2 separate regions of the Homo sapiens genome follow, and region 2 is linked to region 1. Evidence: read pairs that join two places in POLR2A ChIA-PET (ENCODE). Cell type or tissue: GM12878. All regions are shown on one strand.

What was found. Peaks named below come from ENCODE experiments on the same cell type or tissue, not always from the same donor. Only the 100,000 strongest peaks of a DNase experiment are listed, where the experiment ranks them.
Region 2: POLR2A ChIA-PET joins it to region 1 with 6 read pairs; 1 of 35 experiments calls an interaction of 5 or more read pairs at or near these places.

Annotation. Positions count from the first base shown.
Region 1 is chr18:55,238,885-55,242,884 of GRCh38, reverse strand. The region is part of intron 15 of TCF4 (transcription factor 4); the gene reads left to right. Among named protein-coding and RNA genes, the nearest start is that of LINC01929, 120 kb to the right of the region's middle. RefSeq lists an enhancer at 1,546-1,655. In GM12878, no CTCF peak of the experiment used is centred here; a DNase peak (open chromatin) is centred at 1,686; H3K27ac peaks cover 1,620 bases.
Region 2 is chr18:55,067,611-55,071,610 of GRCh38, reverse strand. No RefSeq gene overlaps it. Among named protein-coding and RNA genes, the nearest start is that of LINC03035, 16 kb to the left of the region's middle. RefSeq lists an enhancer at 1,599-1,828. In GM12878, no CTCF peak of the experiment used is centred here; a DNase peak (open chromatin) is centred at 1,880; H3K27ac peaks cover 972 bases.

The DNA of each region.
Region 1 (4,000 bases):
TGTAATCCCAGCACTTTGGGAAGCCAAGGCGGGAGGATCACAAGTTCAGGAGTTCGAGACCAGCCTAGCCAACATGGTGAAACCCCGTCTCTACTAAAAATACAAAAATTAGCTGGGCGTAAAGGTGCACGCCTGTAATCCCAGCTACTGGGGAGGCTGAGGCAGGAGAATCGCTTGAACCCGGGAGGCGGAGGTTGCAGTGAGCCAAGATCATGCCACTGCACTCCTTTCTGGGCAACAAAGCAACACTCCATCTTAAAAAAAAAAAAAAAAATCAGTGCCTGCAAAGTCATAGACGTGTTTATTTTTCCTTGCAAATGCCCATGTAGTGCCTTGCATATAGTACACTTTCATAAGGCGCTTGTCAAATTAAGTGAAATGTTTATTTGATAGAAACATGCTAAATGTATATTTGGCAATATCAAACAATTAAATTTCAGACATAGTCTCACAGATCCATAGCATTTGTGTCATCATTTGCTAAGCATCTAACTGCACATTGTACTATTACACTCCCGTGCAGTGACCTGTGCAGTTCCTGTCCTTGGGATGGGATGCCCACAAATGGAGACAAGTATAGGCTTTACGAATGGCAGCAAAACAAACTTATTGAAGTTTATGCCCTGCACCATTCAACAATGACCTTGAATGTGTTTTAAGGGTGGTGTCTGTAATGCATAGTGAGCTCGTGAGGTGACAAGAAAGTGGAGATTTCTGGAGATCCACTCAGCCCTGAAGGGTCAGAGAGTGAGGGGATCTGTGAGGCTAATAAAAGAGAAGCAGTTGGTGAGTTAGGAGGAAAAAACTAGCCCAGCAGACAGAGCAGGGAGGGCTTTGCTCAAGCCTTAGTGATGTGGGCGTTAACCCAGCAGATGAGAGGCCATGCGTAGGTAATTGAACATTGATAGTGAGGAATTTAAAAATAGGAGGGAACTGCATTGGTCCTGGGAGTCTAGGTGAAGGATGCATCAGCACAAGGTGGACCTCTTAGACTGGATCCATACAGCAAGCAAGAGCCAGGCTGAAGCCTTAATATTGCATCAACTGATGGAGAGAGAATATTGCATTTAAAAGATGAGTATTTGGAAAGTGATGGGGAAGAAATGGTTCATTCGTTTAGGTGAGCTTCTTTATACTTCTACTCTCTTTTCAAATATATTACAGTAAGCATGTGTTACTTGAATAACAAGAAAAGCATTTAAGAAATAAAGGCCAATGGGTAATGGTAAATCCCTAGGGATCCTTAGGGATGGGCCACCTGGACTGGCTAAAAACTGTGTGGAGGTCAGCAGCATGACTGTGCACTCTCACAGGTATGCTTGCACTTCAGGCATTCAGAATTCCAAGTGTAAATCAAGTGTCCAGTTGTCTTTTCCTTTAAACAAAAGCTGTTTACACATAATTGCTAGACTTCACCATATTCTCTGTGCTAGATATGTTTGGTTCACTAGGATGGATTAACTTTAGTTCCATACCATCTACTTACTAGCCTGCTATGTGGAGCAAGGAAGAGATAGAGGAATGGGCTCTGTTAATCTGCCAGTGTCCCCGCTAGGTGAGCTCTCTCCAGTTATGGTTTCCACTGTATAGGAAAATGATGTCGAGAATTGAGGGTGTGGGACACAGAAGAGAGAAATGAAACAGTTTTAATAGATGGAACGTATGAGTTAGTACAAGAAAGATGAACTGAGGTCGGCTCACATCCGTTTGCATTTCTTGAACTATATCATAGAATCATTCATTTAACCATTTTGGTGAACATCCAGGGGAGTTTCAGCCCAGCTGATCATATGATAGACAAGCACTGCCAAGGTCAGGATCATTTAGATCATGTTTAAATCCTCTTGAAAATTACTTTATTATCTGGAGAATCAATATTAAATAAATCTCCAAGAATTGCACAATAAGGAATTACCTTACATTTCATACAGAACATAAGAGAAGCTGTGATGTTTCTGGAAAACAATGTAGGTGTTCTCAAGACAGTTATGAAATCTTCTCCCGACATACATGTTAAGAATCAAGTAAAAATCCAAACAAAAGAATTGAATCCAGATCTGATGTTAATGAAAAGTCTCTTAAAGGTTTAATCACATGTACTAAAGAAAAATCATCTGATAATTTTTTAAACTGAGAAATATGGAAATTATGTTTGTGGTTGGAGTGTCCCAGATGTTAGCTCTTTCTCCCACAACAGGTGGTTATTAGAGGTAGGTCTTGTTTTCTGCAGAGCCTCTGTGCCTCTAGTGTTGTTCCTCACAGTATCTATCTACTGCTGCCATTCCATGAACTTCCTAATTCCCATCTGTGAGCCATTAAAAAAGTTTGCATGACCGCTTCCCACCTCTTTAAAAGATGCACTTTTGTACTAAATGGTGTTTTGCACATTTGAGAAAATAAGTTTGCTTTCCTCTAATATGACAGAGGTCTGGCAAGATAATTGAAACTGAAATCTAGTACTCTACAACTGTCATGTATAATTGATATTTCATGGGGAGATTACAGTTCAGACACCAAAACTGTTTTCTGTATCAATGGGTTTCTAATTACAGTGAAAACCCATCAGCTTTTCTTTTGTGTTAATGGAAAAACAACAGAGAAAAGTAACAGTAAGTTGCAGTTACCAGGACTTCTGTCTTTGTCCCATTTTGTTGTTGTTCTTCTTTCTAAAAACCAAAAAAATCTATGTCCAAAATTGGAAACCAGATGCCATTAATAGCAAACTTTAATTTTGATGTACCAAAATGTTTATAATAGTATATCCAGTTTTGTGTCATTATCACTTGGTCTAGAAACTGATGACAAGTTTCCTAAAGTTCCCATTGTATACTCTTTTAGAAGGATTATGGTAGAATAGAAGTGACTGAGGTCTGAAAGCCTGTTTTGAAGCAGTTATCTCTGGAGATAACATTAACTAGGATTGAATAACTGCCAAATGAAATTTAATACATTTTCCCATCCATGAAATAGGCCTCTTAAATACAACAGAATAATTACTTTCACAATACTCCCTGGAAACAAAGAGAGCAAAAATATTGAATGTCTTTTTTGTTTGTGGTGTTTGTTGTTAGCTAGAGGATAAGGACAAGGATATTTACCACAATGCTGAATGCATCTCCATATAAAAACAGCCTTGCCAACAGCCACCTAATTTGAATCTGCATGTCTTTTAAATCTGTTTATGTTGGAGGGATCGTGGCAAATATTAAATTTTATAATTTAGTTAGACATCTTGGCCTTGGCCTGAGTTAATGAACTATGATTTTCCCCCTGCAATAAAGAAAAAGGAAATGATTTTCCTCTATCTATATATGTACGTATATATATGTATGTTATATGCTTGTACCTAGGTGTGTGTATACATGTATGGACACACACACACACTGTTTTAAAACAAAAGCTCTGGGAAATAAACGCATCTTGCCCCCTAACTCTCCTCCCCTCTCCTATATAATTGTTCAGTGTTGTAAGTTTTCTGAGTTCAAAATCTGTTTTAGATCTCCAACTAAGCATCGAAAGTTGGATCTTAAGTCACTTCACCATTCTTGGCCTTAGCTTTCTTTGTAAAATGAAGAGTTTGACCTAACTGATATATAACCAAGGTCCTCCAAGCCCTCGACGTCTAAGTTCTGTGATTTAAAAGTGTTTCTATCAGTTTGTCAAGCCCTTTCTTGGAAACTAAGGTTATTTAAAATTATATGGTGCTTACGTGATTCAAAATAATTATTGCATATCTAATGACATTTAATTATTTCCATTGACAAATTCACACAGGAGAATTCAAATAGCTGTGTTGGAATTTGAATATAATTTGACCTAAGATACAATGTAACTCAGACATTTACACCTACATGTACCAGTCAATATGTGGACGGGACAGGCCAAGCCGCCTGTGTTTGGACTACATGATCTTATCCCCCCTTCCTCGTTTGTAGCTCTCTGGACCGGGAAAATGCCTGTCATTAAGGTGGCCCATTCATAGTATGACCTATGTCTGCTT
Region 2 (4,000 bases), 170 kb after region 1:
AAAGCCACCTTCTTTCTTTCCCTGGAAGTAACCATCAATTTCTTTTTATCACTTCATAGGTATTTTATACACATACGAGTGCTTCACTGAAAGGTCAGTGTGAGGCACCTAGAAATAATATTGGCCATATTCGAAAAGAAGTGCTAGACCAAATGTGAATGGATAAAGCTGGGTCTCTTATTCCACGCAAAGATTCCACTGGTGCTATAATAAATATTGTTTGTGCTTTGCAAATCAGGAAATGTGAAGTCTAAAGACAGTGTCAGGGTGGGGGCAGGGAAGATACGATGCTGACAAGTCAGGTCCCAAGAAGCTGCTTTGTAGTTTCTTTGCTATTTTAATCCAGATGAAATAGAATGGAAATCGAGGGCAGCTGGCCAAAGTGTCTCTTGAATCATTGTCTTGCTACTAAGACCACAGGGTTGGGTGGGAAACCCAGCTCTGGGTCTGGAGGGTCAGATAATTAATAGACCCTTTAGCATTAATATGCATAAATGCCTCTGGGATTCACCTGCGGTGGGGAGGGAAGGGCTTGCTTGCTAAAATGCAGTCACTGACTCAGTGGGTCCAGGATGTCGCCTGAGAGCCTGCATTTCTAACAAGCTTCCAGGTGCTGTTGGTGTTGCTGATCCTCGGACCGCACTTTGATACCAAGAACCTAAACAGATGCCACCTCCAGAAATTGCTTTTTCTACAGGCTTAAGACAGAGCTGGGAACTCTGATTTTTGATGCCTTTCTCTATCCTAAGAGGTAATTCTGATGTAGGTTGACCTCAGAGCATACTTTGAGAACCCCAGCTCCTAAACCTGAAATTTTATTTCTTTCTATGACACACATAGAGTCAAGAACATAATTGTAGAGGAGAAGAGAACAGGCATGGGGAGGGGAAGGATGCAAAAGAGACAGGACAAAGCTGCAGGGAGATGCCCATCTGTATGATGGATAGAGGGTGAATTGAGTGCATATTCTGCAATTCAAACTGGTGATTTTCTTCTTACCGGGGAGCAGACTTTTTCCGTTTCTCTGCTTTAGGCTTTGAGATAGCAGCCCCAGAGAATGTCAGCTGATACACTATTCCTTGAGATTTCTCCTTCCCTAGGAGCTTTGGTTTCAGTCATCTCATCTTCATTTTATCCCAGTAAAACCGGAGGGAGGTTTCATGGAAGATCCCAGGGCCTGGAATTCTGATGGGCTGCTTTGCACAATCTCATCCCAGGACACCCAGATGCCCTCACTAAAGCAGATTTTGTCCCTGGACTCAGATTTGGCTTTCAAATATGGAACGTGCAAATGCTTAAAGGGAAATGTGCCCAGATTTTCGACACAGTCCTGACCTCCATTCAGGCAATCAGTGGGCACTGGTTCCAAATCAACTTGGCCTTGATAAAATGAGTAAAAAATGCCTGTCTCCCTTGCTGGGAAACTAGACTTTTCCTGTAAACTCAGGCCCCTCTGACAGGGCTTCCCAAGGCATCTCTCCCCTGGCAGTCATGGACACACTGCTGCTGTGTTCATCTGCTTCAAGGGCTCCGGGGGTAATGGGTCAAGTGTCCATTGAGAGTGAGCTGAGGAAGGAGAGAAGTGGCTGCAGGTGATGAATTTCAGCAGTCATCTTTGTCTCCTGGACTCTGAGATCCCTGCCTTAAGATCTCTAAAATATTACCCCCTTCTTGTGACCTGTCCCAGCTGGACAGCATGAGAGAAGTAGCCTGGATGGAATTCTTTGCTGTCTTGTACCCCTTGTGTTGAGTGTGCTACTTTTCTTCAGTCCCACTTGACCACACACAAACCCCTGAAGCAGACAGGGAGGGATGAAGTTCTCCATAACTGTGCACCTGCCATTGCTAATGTAGGAAGTGAAAATAACATAAATGAGCTCCATCCCACGCAGCACAGAAACACCAGACAAAAAAATCCCCTTGCAAAATGCCACCGAGACTCCCATTCAGCCCACACCCTCATGTAGGCACAGCATCTGAGCACCTGGCTTGTGGGACATCACACCTCACACCTCGCATGCTGCGTCGCTCAGGGTGGGAGCAGGGAGATTTCGGCATTGAAACCAATGCACAGCCTTTTCCAGTTTACCTAGATTATTTAACTCCCTCAGCATCTCTTTGAGCTAATAGCGGAGGTTTATTATTATTTTCCATAATAGTACAAGATTACGCAGCTCGTATTATGGGTTGAATTGCCCCCAAAATTCATAGGTTGGAACCCTAATACTAGTACCTCAGAATGTGACCAGATTTGGAAATAAGGTTATTGCAGATGTAATTTGCTGAGTTATGAAGAAGTCATTGGATGGGCTCTAATTCAGTAAGACTGGTGTCCTTATAAAAAGGAAACATTTGAACATAGATATTCACACAGAAACACCATGTGAAGATGAAGGCAGAGACTGGGGTGAGCTTCCATAAGCCCAGGAATGCCCAAGATTGCCAGAAAACCATCAGAAACTGGCAGAGAAGCATGGAACAGATTCTACTTCACAGGCCTAGGAGGGAGCCAACGCTACAGACACCTTGATTTCAGACATCTAGCCTCCAGAACTGTAAGATCATAGCTTTATGTTGCTTAAGTTACCTAGTTTGTGGTATTTTGTCATGGCAACCCTAGTCAACTAATACAATCCTTAAGTAACACAGTGGGGCCACAAAATAGGTTGTCAGGACCCTTGCCTATTGTGACTTCAGTAGAGGCTTGTTATTCAATAGGGAGTTAAGAGTGTGAGGGTTTTGATAGTATTCCTATTTCAAAAGCCAGTGGGGGCTGGGTGTAGTGGCTCACACCTGTAATCCCTTTGGGAGGCTGAGGTGGGAGGATCTCTTGAGACCAGGAGTTCAAGACCAACCTGGACAACAAAGTAAGACCCCAATCACTACAAAAAATAGATAAATAAAAAAAATTAGCTGGACATGACGGCATGTGTCTGTGGTCCCAGCTACATGGGAGGTTGAGGCAGCAGGATCCCTTGTGCCCAGGAGGTCAAGCCTGCAGTGAGCCACGTTCTTGCCACTGCACTCCAGCCTGGGTGACAGAATGAGACCCTATCTTAAAAAAGAAAAATAAAAAGTAAAAGAAAAAAAAAGCCAATGGAGGAGCATCCTTATCTTCCCTGCCCTCCAATTCAGACCCACTTGGCAGCATCAACTTGTGAACAATCATTCCTCTCCATCCCAGATCACCCTCAGCAGGACCTTTGACAGTTTACCCTCAGGCCATGCGCCCTTCTGTTCCGGGCAGCATTGCTGCATAGCAAACCCTCCCTAAACTTAGAAGCTTAAGACAATATCCATTTTATTATATCCTATGGATTGCATAGTTCAGGAATTCAGGCAGGGCTCATTTGGTTGTTTTTTTTTTTCATACCCAGCATTTACCAATAATAAATAAGTGGTTCTCAGCTGGCAGAAGGGCTGGTCTGAAGGAGCCAAGACAGCCTGACTTACATGTCTGGTGCCTTGGTGGGGACGGCTGGAAAGTGGGGCTCAGCTGGGACTGTTGACAAAGCCCTCTCATTTAGCATCTGCAGCACAGTAGCTGCAGATTATTTGAATTTCTTGCAGGGGTCCTGGTTTTCCCCAAAATGAGTATTCCAAGAGCACAAGGTGGAAGTTGCATGGCCTGTTATGACCTAACATCGGCAGTCACAAGCATTGCTTCCATCATGCTTAATTGGTCAAAGTGGTCACAGAAGCCCACCCAGATTCAAGGGGAGGGTTCAAAGATCTCACTTCTTGATGGGAGGAGAATCAAAAATTGTATGGTCATTAAAAACTAGCAACACTGTTATACCATTCCATCCCTTGGATGGCAAAAATAAATAAATAAAATAAAATAAAATAAAATCTCTACTTTCTACTTTCCTCCAACCTCTGGCTTTTGTGTTCCTAGCATTCAGAGATGGAGGATGGGAAGTATCCTCCGAGGAGTCCTCATAGTTGCTTATTTGCCTGTATTACAGTTGAAATTCTGTTCAAGGAAATCAAACTCTGG